Linked DNA regions of Homo sapiens: region 2 is linked to region 1. A link is an interaction called in ENCODE POLR2A ChIA-PET data of the cell type or tissue named here. Cell type or tissue: Caco-2. All regions are shown on one strand. Links, peaks and the distances in the headings refer to the core of each region. The heading gives the core; the rest is flanking DNA. Region 1 overlaps DPY19L3 (dpy-19 like C-mannosyltransferase 3). Region 2 overlaps ANKRD27 (ankyrin repeat domain 27).

The links. Peaks named below come from ENCODE experiments on the same cell type or tissue, not always from the same donor. Only the 100,000 strongest peaks of a DNase experiment are listed, where the experiment ranks them.
Region 2: POLR2A ChIA-PET joins it to region 1 with 8 read pairs; 2 of 35 experiments call an interaction of 5 or more read pairs at or near these places.

What each region holds. Positions count from the first base shown.
Region 1 is chr19:32,472,419-32,477,796 of GRCh38, forward strand. DPY19L3 (dpy-19 like C-mannosyltransferase 3) reads left to right here. Exons shown (of 19, transcript NM_001172774.2): 17 at 5,104-5,236. Among named protein-coding and RNA genes, the nearest start is that of DPY19L3, 69 kb to the left of the region's middle. In Caco-2, for the core only: no CTCF peak of the experiment used is centred there; no DNase peak of the experiment used is centred there.
Region 2 is chr19:32,666,903-32,672,280 of GRCh38, forward strand. All of the region lies in intron 1 of ANKRD27 (ankyrin repeat domain 27), which reads right to left. Among named protein-coding and RNA genes, the nearest start is that of ANKRD27, 5.6 kb to the right of the region's middle. In Caco-2, for the core only: no CTCF peak of the experiment used is centred there; a DNase peak (open chromatin) is centred at 3,259.

The DNA of each region.
Region 1 (5,378 bases), core at 154-5,153:
ACGCTACACCGATGCATTGCATGCCTTGTTTTCAAGCAGAATTAAATGCATATATTCATATTTACCCTTCTCTGCTGATAAGGTTTCCTGGATACAAAGATTAAAAACTTGGATTTTTTTTTTTTTTTTTGCCTTCTGGTGTCTCTTTCAGCAAAAGTCAGGCGGTAGTTTTAAAGGTTTTCTGTGCAATTAGAAAGCACGTTTACCTCAGCAAGGCTGAATGCAACCACAATCTGTGGTTTCTACCTTGTTCCTTTGTGTCCTTGAATGTTTCATTTTTCGTTCCTGAAAATTTTCTTCTGACATTTTGCAAATAAGATAGGCATATCTATATATTTGCATATTTTGAGGGATGACATTTTAGCTACTTCACTTTAGGAGATTTTCACTGGAAATAGTCTCTTTCCAGTAATGAAACCCGTGTGTGCAGTATTTTCTCAATGGGTCTGAAAAAATGGACCAACTTTCTTTCACATTTAACCAAAGCAGAAAGTTCGTGTATATTTTAAATATGATGTAGGCTAAGTTCAGACCTTAAATGCCTATAAGCCTCTTTTCTATTTAATGAATCATTTTGTAGTATTTGCATAATTCTATAAATTTTTGAAGTGTAGATAAAGCAAATGTTCACACATTATATTATAATGCTCAGTTTCCCCATTAGTTCAACAGCAATTAACTTGTTGAAGCTTAGAGCTTCAAAAATAAATGAGATTATTTGTTCAAAATGCCATCAGGTCTTCCTGGAATGACATTTAAATTATATAATGTAAATCCATTTGACCTGTGAGTCCTTGTCATTATTTAGTGACATTTCTTACAGAACAAATTGTGTGCAGGTTGGGCAGCCTGCTATGGAGCTTGGCAGAGAGCTATAAAAACAAATTATCCTTTCATTTTATACATCATTTGTTCAAACATTTGTAAAAATTGCTTTGTTTTTCTATAATAGAGAAATGTCATTCAGTGGTTAAAAGCACATTAGCTATTTTAGATACAGACCACAGACTGTATCAGGCAAGAGTGTCTGTGAAGGAAGAGCACCCAGCATTATGTCCATCACTGTGCATGTTTTCAGCTAAGGACAACGGATCCCTTCTCCCTTTGCCTGCTAAATTTACCACAAAATAGAAAGGACAGTGAATATAAGTATCTTTTTAAGTTTAGAAATGTGTGATTGTTTGTTTCTCATTTTGTTCCACTTTGCTTGTAGCTTTTCCTTTGGCATTTGCCTTACGGGTAGAGTGAAGTATTGGAAGTAGCAGTGATATTTCCCAGGTTTACCACGGAGCTGGCGTATGAGACAAAGCCACATGGCATGGAGGGAAGAAGCATCATCCCTACTGTCCTCAGAAGTCAGTCATTTTCAAATAAGTGTTATTTTTGGTTTTATTTTATTTATTTTTTGAGATGGAATCTCTGTCGCCCAGGCTGTAGTGCAGTGGCGTGATCTCGGCTCACTGCAACCTTCACCTCGTGGGTTCAAGCGATTCTCCTGCCTCAGCCTCCCAGGTAGTGGGACTACAGGCAGGCGCCACCACACCTGGCTAATTTGTGTATTTTTGGTAGAGATGGAGTTTCACCATGTTGGCCAGGCTGGTCTCGAACTCCTGACCTCAAGCAATCTACCCACCTCAGCCTCCCAAAGTGTTGAGATTACAGGCGTGAGCCACTGCACCCAGCCAGAAGTATTATTTTTAATTCATCTTATAGGCATGAGGATATATGTATTTTACTGCTTTAAAATAAAGCCAAGTCCTCAGTGAAAGAGTATGTTAACAATCCAGATGATTGTGGCACTAACACATTAAATAGATTACACTTCTTTTAAACTTTCTGACTTTTTGCTAATAAGGCCAGACATTAAGACAGTCACAACTTAATGAGCTTCATTCCATTTTTTCTTTCATTCCCCTGAGCAGCCATGTGTCACTCGCTCTGCTGGTGATGGCCCTGCTGCTGCCTTGGGGCTGCACCTGCTAGGGGCCGGGGATGGGAGCCACTCAAGAGCTCTTAGAGCCTGCTGAGGAGAGAGCATCTTCAGTGACTGCTGTTTCATTTCCAGCTTAGCTGAAGGCTTGCAGTAAGCATTAGTAAATACGTGATACACTAGGCTCACTACAGCACTGGGTTATTTTGAAGTGTTTGTCTGTAATGGGAGCTGTTAAGTAAGCTTTTTTCTTTTTTTTTGAGTTGGAGTTTTGCTCTGTTGCCCAGGCTGGAGTGCAGTGGCACGATCTTGGCTCACTGCAACTTATGCCTCCCGGGTTCAAGTGATTCTCCCTCCTCAGCCTCCTGAGTAGCTGGCATTACAGGCACCCACCACCACGCCTGGCTAAGTTTTGTATTTTTAGTAGAGACAGGTTTCACCATATTGGCCAGGCTGGTCTCAGGCTCCTGACCTCAAGTGATCTCCCCACCTGGCCGTCCAAAGTGCTGGGATTACAGACATGAGCCACCACACCTGGTCTAAGTAAGCTTCTTGAAGACAGGTTGTCATACCATGTTTGCCAGCCCAGCACGTAATAGACCCTCAGCAATATTTTTTGAATAAAGAACGTTATAACTCCCTAGAGGGCAGTTTAGGACTTTGGGCATTTAAGCCTTTGTGAACTCTGTAATTCATCCAAGGGCTATGATTATAGTCCAGGAGGCAGGCTGAAACCTTAATCATTAGCTGTGGCTGGATAACAAGGCCTGTCATCTCTGCTGTAATTATAAACTGCATGCTACTATAGCTTTGTGCATCTTCTTGGTGCTGAAGCTGCACAGAGATTCCTATTATACATTCAAAACGGTGATGGTGAGATAGTCTTGTGATTGGAATGGATGTTGGAAGCTCAGCTGCCGGGTTCGTCTTTTGTGTAGAAGGCCAGCTTGGCACTGTTCAGGCAGTGAGACTACAAACCAGGATCATTCGCCTCTGATAGCTCTCGCCTCCACCTCCTGCTCTGCCAGGCGTGGAAACCAGACTCATCATGTTCTCTCTGCATCCTAAATCTGTCTAGTTCAGAGGACCAAAGACAGCCACTTTTTGGCATGGGTGTGTCAAGTTATCGTATCGTTGATTGCTGTGGAATGGCTCATGCCAGTTGAGAGTATTCAAAGGAAAGAAGCCTGGCTTGGAAAAATGGTGGCACTTTAAAAAACTAATATTTGTTCATACTTGTTTCCTTTAGCAATTACACTCTAGGTAAGGGTAGCACAGTACACAAGGCCCAGAGTAAGTGTTTAGTAAGTGTCAGTTGAATTAAACTGAATTTCAGTAAAACCTTTCACTAAGGAATTCTGTGCACCTTCACGTTTTCATTGAAACCCTCTTATTCCTCTGACCATGTGGGACAGAATGTGAGAGAGTCCCTGTAAATTGTTGATACGGGGAACAGAGCTAACATCTATTTGTTCTTGTTCCTGGGTCTGTCAGAATGACAAGCTCTCAAGTGCAGCCAAGCTCATGTGAAACTTTTTTCCTGCTGGAATCTGCATTCTAGACTCTGGCATGGGAGAGGGGATGCATATTATGTGTCATTATGTATGCTCATTGTCATTCCAGCCACTTTTTTTCCTCACTTAAGAACGCTTATTGGAATGCAAGTGAATGAGAGTGTCATTGTTAGAAAGAAAATCTTGAATTTTTCAAAAGTAAACTATTTGTAAATGTCACAACTTGAATTGTGGGATGTCTTGCTTGTAGACATCCAAGGCCTCTGTTGGATGGCATTCACGCTGGAGTCTTAGCGCTGAGTTGGAATAAATAAAACATCCTGGTGGGATGTATGAATGTGATGAGGCTTCTCTTAGAAACCGCAGCACCAGAGCTAGTTGCGTGCCCTGCTCCAAAACCATGGAGAACAGCCTGCCATGGCTTTTTCTGCAGAGGATGTTGAATTTTAATGATTTTAAATAAACTCCTCATAACCATCTTCCTCATTTTAGTTCAGTCCAGCAGGCACAGACTCCTCTCAATGCAAGAAGGATAAACGCAGCCCGCAGTGTCCTCAGTGGGCCTCTGTGGGAAATTCTGCACTCAGGAGAATCCCCAGAAGAGAGCTCTTAGGGCCTCCTGAGAAATTAACTCCTTGACCGCTTACAAGTGACTCTCAGGTTTCCAAAAAAAAAAAAAAAAAAAAGAGGAAAGGAATTAAATCAGCTACTAAGATTCCTTTTTTCCAGGGAGGAAAAAGGAAAAATGCTTTTCCTATATTCTGGGAGTCTTTTCTTGGTCCCTAGTCCCTGCCCCTCACACCCCTGGAAGACAGAAAATCGTAGCGTGGTGGGAACTGGAAAGTGAGTTTGTGCCTTAGTATTAGGGTGCCCCGTGTTCCTTAAACTGCATATAGTTTCTCATAATCAGGACCAAAGGTATATGTAAAATAATTGCGTTTTCACATCAGAAGTATTTGTGTATCCCCCATATTAAGTAATAAGATATTGGCTATTTCAGAATCTTGTTTCCATGTTTTGTTGTTGTTGTTGTTGTTAATTCTGTTTTTATTTATGGTGGTATCTGTGATTTTTTTCCTTATTGCTTTTTTAAGCAAAAACCCTTGGAACTGACTCATGATCACCTGCAGTTTCTGGCTTGATGATTTGTTACATGTTGCTCTAGGTAGCTCTTTTGTTAAGTTCAATACGCAAAGCAGTGGCAGTCTTTTAGGTTATTTTTGTTAGACTCTGCCCCTCTGGAACAATAGCAGGAGAGGATTGTGGGTCTTGGCCTAGAAGCCTGGACTCAAGAGCTACACTGCCTGCCTTCTAAGACAATTCCTTATAAAAGTAAACCTAGCAAAACAGTAAGAAGTTTCCCCACCGTTATTCTGGTGAACAGTCAAAATCATACAAAACATTGTTGTAAAAAACATGGGGCTGGTGCAAAAGTAACTGAGGTTTTTGCCATTGAAAGTAATGGCAAAAACCGCAATTACTTTTGCACTCAATAGTTTGAGTACAAATCAAAACCGAAGCAAACTCCCGTTTTTTTTCCCTGACTCGTAACACTTGGTAACATAGCTGGATTCTTCTGAAAAAGTTTGATATTGTCTTCTTTGTTGTCTTTAAGGATCTCTTAACAGTGGGGTTAATTCAGACTCTAAAATCTTTCAGCTCTAACACTCCAAGAAAGGCTGTGTTTGCGGGAAGCATGCAGTTGCTGGCCGGAGTCAAGCTGTGCACGGGAAGGACCCTAACCAACCACCCGCACTATGAAGACAGCAGCCTGAGAGAGCGGACCAGAGCGGTGAGGCTCCCCAGTGCCTCCCCTCGCTTCTTGTGGGCCAGCTATGGGCTGCGTGTCCCTATGTGTGGTAAAGATGGGGCTGAATGCTGCACCCTCCAGCATTAGGTTAGGAGGATGAATTAGTCTGTTTTCACGCTACTGA
Region 2 (5,378 bases), core at 248-5,247, 190 kb after region 1:
TCCCAAAGTGCTGGGATTACAGGCGTGAGCCACCATGCCCAGCCAGGAGATCAGATTTCTAACCACGTCATCCCACCTCTCTGAGCCTCCATCTGGGCCTGCACCACAGAGAATGCTAATACCTGTCTGCAGGACTCTTATGAGGGTCATTTCCATGCCACCTTCACTATCTGTGACATGCAGTACTGCATATCAACATAGCACCAGTTACTGCAAGCTCACATGGGACCTTTGTGAGAATTAGAAACAGGCACCCGACTTCCCAGGGGGCGCAGCTCTGTGCAAGGGCACTAGGCTAGTGAGCAGCTCCTAGGTAACATGCTGCACGGCCCCTGCTGCTGGGCAGTGAACAACCTGCCCACAATGTGAGCACAATTTTGCCCAACAATTACACATAATGGCTCTCTTGCTAGTGTTTGACATTTTCCTTCAATAACTTATTGTCTTTATAAAAATGTATTTTCCTTTCTGTTTTATTTTTGTTTACTTTTGTAGAAATGGAGTCTCGCTGTGTTGCCCAGGGTGGTCTTGAACTCCTGGCTCAACAGGCATATGCCACCATCCTTGGCCTAAAATTTATTTTAAAAAGAAATCTTATTACTACTTTAAATAGAAAAATGGTATCACTTCCAACGAAGAGAAGATCATCTTAAAGTTAAAAATTATAAAGGTAATTACTGTTATTTAAAACCTCATAATCCCAGCACTTTCGGAGGCCGAGGTGGGCGGATCCAGCCTGGCCAACGTGGTGAAACCCCATCTCTATTAAAAATACAAAAATTAGCCGGGCGTGGTGGCACACACTTGTAATCTCAGCTACTCAGGAGGCTGAAGCAGGAGAATCGCTTGAATCCAGGAGATGGAGGTTGCAGTAAGCCGAGATCATGCCATTGCACTCCAGCCTGGGCGACAAGAGTGAAACTCCGTCTCAAAAAAAAAAAAAAAAGTCATTAGATGCTAAGCTTGAGCCTGGGGCCTTCTCTCTTCATTAAAATGAGAAAATCAGCAACTATTTAAAAAGCGTAAAAGTGAATTTATCCTTGATACAATTAAATGAATGAAATATGAAATAGGAGCTACTCTCTCACTATGTAACAGGGATCCAGAATGCTTCCTTGGGAAAACACTATGCATACATAACTGCATGATGAATTCTATTCCTTGGAACTAATGGTAAAAATAGCCACCATTTGGGAGAGTCCTTGTACCAGGCACTGCAATAACTTCTATACATCCTCATCTTTACTTACTTACCTTCATTTATTTATGAGTTGGGGTCTCACTCTACTGACCAGGCTGGAGTACAGTGACACAATCATAGCTCACTGCACCCTCAAACTCCTGGCCTCAAGCAATCCTCCCACCTTAGCCTCCTAAAGTGCCACAATTACGGGTATGAGCCACCTGGCCAAGCCTAAATTTTTTGTTTTGTTTTGTTTTTGGTAGAAACAGTGTCTCACTATGTTGCCCAGGCTGGTCTCAAACTCCTGACCTCAAGTGAGCCTCCTGCCCTGGCCTCCCAATGTGCTGGGGTTACAAGGCATAAGCCACTGTGCCCAGTCTTATCTTCATCTTTTTTTTTTTTTTTTGAGACGGGTCTTGCTCTATCACTCACACTGGAGTACACTGGTACAATCACAGCTCACTACAGCCTTGACCTCCTGGGCTGAGGTGATCCTCCTGCCTCAGCCTCCCAAGTAGTTGGGACTACAGGCATGAGCCACCATGCCTAGCTAATTTTTTTTTTATTCTTTGTAGAGATGGGGTCTCACTAAGTTACTTAAGCAATCCTCCTGTCTCGGACTCCAGGGTGCTGAGATTACAGGCGTGAGCCACCGTGCCCAGCTAATTTTTTAATTTTCAGTACAGATGGGGTCTCGCTACATTGCCCAAGTGATCCTCCTGCCTCAGCTCCCCCTAAGTGCTGGGATTATAAGTGTGAGCCACTGCACCCAGCACTCATCCTATCTTAATGCTCACAATAACTCTAGGCAAGTAGGTATCACTAGCCTGTGTCACAGATGAAGAAACTGAGATGCAGCTGGCTGACTCAAGGATAAATAAGAGCCATTCATTCATTCATTCATTTAGTAGAGATGGTGTCTCGCTATGTGGCCCAGGCTGGTCTCATACTCCTGGCCTCAAGTAATCCTCCCGCCTCAGCCTCTCACAGCGCTGGGATTACAGCGTGAGCAACCATGCCCAGCCTAAGAGTCATATTTTATTTCAACAGAAGAAAAGTCCACAAGACAGACAGCCACACAGGCCCCTCAACTAATTCCCCAGGTCCAGCCAGAACTGTCTTGGCTGCAGGTGCCCTGGGTTCTGCTTGAAAAAGGCCTGTGAGCTCTCCGCCAGTCCTCCTAGGGAGAAGAGACTAACATAAAAATGGTCGCATATAATCCCTGCCTGGGCCCCAGGGGTGCCTCTGCAATAACTCAGCTATTTGAATCATTAAATTCACTTATTACTGGAGCCCAGATAATCCTTTTATGAGTCTCCACCACAATGAGATAATGCAATTTTGCTGGGACAGAGTCACAAGAACACAAAACTCTTTCTAGTTCCTGACATAGTTGGTTCTATGTGGCACATTGCAAAAGTAAAGATGCTCTGGATGAAAGCCATGTGAGAAACAGGATGCAATATGGTCAGACTCAAGCTGGGAAAAGGCGCTCCTTCTGCTTCAGAAAAGATGCTGGAGGAACACCAATACTTCCACCCCGCAAGATGAGGCAACAAGGACAGGCTTCCATGGACGAACTAAAAACAGAGCTGGGAGGTAAGGACCAGAGACAGAAGAAAACAGCAGTGGTCGGGCGTGGTGGCTCACACCTATAATCTGAACACTTTGGGAGGCCAAGGCAGTGGATCACCTGAAGTCAGGAGTTCAAGACCACCCTGGCCAAAATGGTGAAACCCCGTCTCTGCTAAAAATACAAAAATTAGCTGGGCGTGGTGATGGGCACCTGTAGTCCCAGCTACTTGGAGGCTGAGGCAGAAGAATTGCTTGAACCTAAGAAGTGGAGGTTGCAGCGAGCCGAGATGGCGCCACTGCACTCCAGCCTGAGTGACAGGCTGAGATCCCGTCACAAAAAAAAAAAAAAGAAAGAAAATGAAAAAAACGGCAGGGAAGGGGATGAACTAGAGGATGGGAAAGTAGTAAGACTCCAAGCAGAGGCCAGAAAGGGGCAGAACAGCAAGAGACAGGAAGGTCACTGAGTGCCACATCAAAACATGCAGGTCACATGCAAGAACTGTGTAAACACACCACGCCCTTAACAAGCACTGCTGTGCGGACAGGGCCTGCTGTTATCCAGCCCCAAGTCATCTGCTTTATCTTGGACCTCAGTCTTCTTGGTCACTAAAGACTGAATCCTCTGTCCAGGAGTAGGGATTCAAAGAGCTCTGTCCTTTCATCCGTGCTGTCACATGAAAAAAAAAGAAGAAAAAGGACCTCTGTCCGACACTGTTCTCAACCTTTCTGTCCTAGTGTTAAAAATACGTAACATGCAGGGTGCAGTGGCTTGGGAGGCCGAGGCGGGCGGATCACCTGAGGTCAGGAGTTTGAGACCAGCCTGGCCAACATGGCAAAACCCTGTCTCTACTAAAAATACAAAAATTAGCCGGGCATGGTGGCAAACCCCTGTAATCCCAGGTACTCAGGAAGCTGAAGCATAAGAATCACTTCAACCCAGGAGGCGGAGGTTGCAGTGAGCCAAGATCATGACACTGCACTCCAGCCTGGGCAACAGAGGGGGACTCTGTCTCAATAAAAAATAAAAAATGTAAATTAAAATTTAAAAAAGGGCCAGGCACAGTGGCTAGCACCTGTAATCCCAGCACTTTGGAAGGCCGAGGCGGGCTGATCACTTGAGATGGAGTTCAAGACCAGCCTGGCCAACATGGTGAAACCCTGTCTCTACTAAAAATACAAAAATTAGCCAGGCATGGGCACCTATAATCCCAGCCACTAGGGAGGCTGAGGCAGAAGAATCACTTGAACCTGGGAAGTGGAGGTTGCAGTGAGCCAAGATCACACCATTGCACTCCAGTCTGTGTAACGGAGTGAGACTCCATTTCAAAAAATGACAAAAAAAAATCTGTAATATGCCAGGTGCAGTGGCTCACACCTGTAATCTCAGCACTTTGGGAGGCTGAGGCTGACAGATGATTGAGCCCAGGAGTTCAAGACCAGCCTGAGCAACAAAGTGAGACCCTGTCTCTACAGGAAAATCAAAAAATTATCTATGGGTATGGTGGCACACACCCAGCCAGGGGAGGCTGAGGCCAGAGGATCACTTGAGCCCAAGAGGTCAAGGCTGCAATGAGTTATGACTGCACCACTGCACTCTAGCCTAGGCGACAGAGGAAGACCCTGTCTCCAAAAAAAAAAAGTAATAATCTCATATGATCTGGTGCTTAATGCCAGAGTTGAATTCTTACATAAGGGTAAATGCTTAAAAAAACAGTTTTATACCCTGTCAAGTTTACCTGCAAGAATTAGTTTGCTGGCTGGGCACAGTGGCTCACACCTGTAATCCCAGCATTTTGGGAGGCCAAAGCGGGTGGATCACTGGAGGTCAGGAGTTTCAGACCAGCCTGGCCAACATGGTAAAACCCCGTCTCTACTAAAAATACAATTAGCTGGTTGTGGTGGCCCACACCTATAATCCCAGCTACTTGGGAGGCTGAGGCACGAGAATCTCTTGAACCTGGGAGGTGGAGGTTGCAGTGAGCCGAGATCGGGCCACTGCACTCCAGCCTGGGCAACAGAGTGAGACCTATCTCAAAAACAAAACAAACAAAAGAATTAGTTTGCTATTTTAAAATAACATGCAAAGAAAATGGACTTTTTCTTGTAAAACTGGAAAGATAAGTGAATCTTCTTATAAAACTTCTTTTAAAAAATTCCATCCCTGCCTGGGCTCAAATGATGGGAAAATGTACAGAAAATCCAGTTGAGTTAGCTGGAGATACCAAATACCTCTAAATGTGAGTTATCTGCAGTTATTCTATGAACAGGAGAGCCATGTGAGGCCTCAAACTAGTATTTCAGGGAGCAGCGTGCACACTCGTGGTTTTGTGGTCTTCAACCGTCCTGCTAGCCCAGATAAGTCTGGGTGGTCAAGAACCGTCTGGTGACAGCGTGCAGCCCAGCTCAGCAGAATTCAGCATGGGGGAATTCAGCCTCCTTAGAGATGCACTCCCTGCTGAAATCTCACTGCGATGGCCGTTCCCGCCCTTCCGGGGCTCTGACCAAACACTCTGACCAGGAACGCTTCCCAACAGATAAGCAGTATTCTCCATTTGGTCTAATTTATGATTCAGAAGGAAAAGGCGAAAAACGAAAACTTTCTATTCATCTATTTTTCACA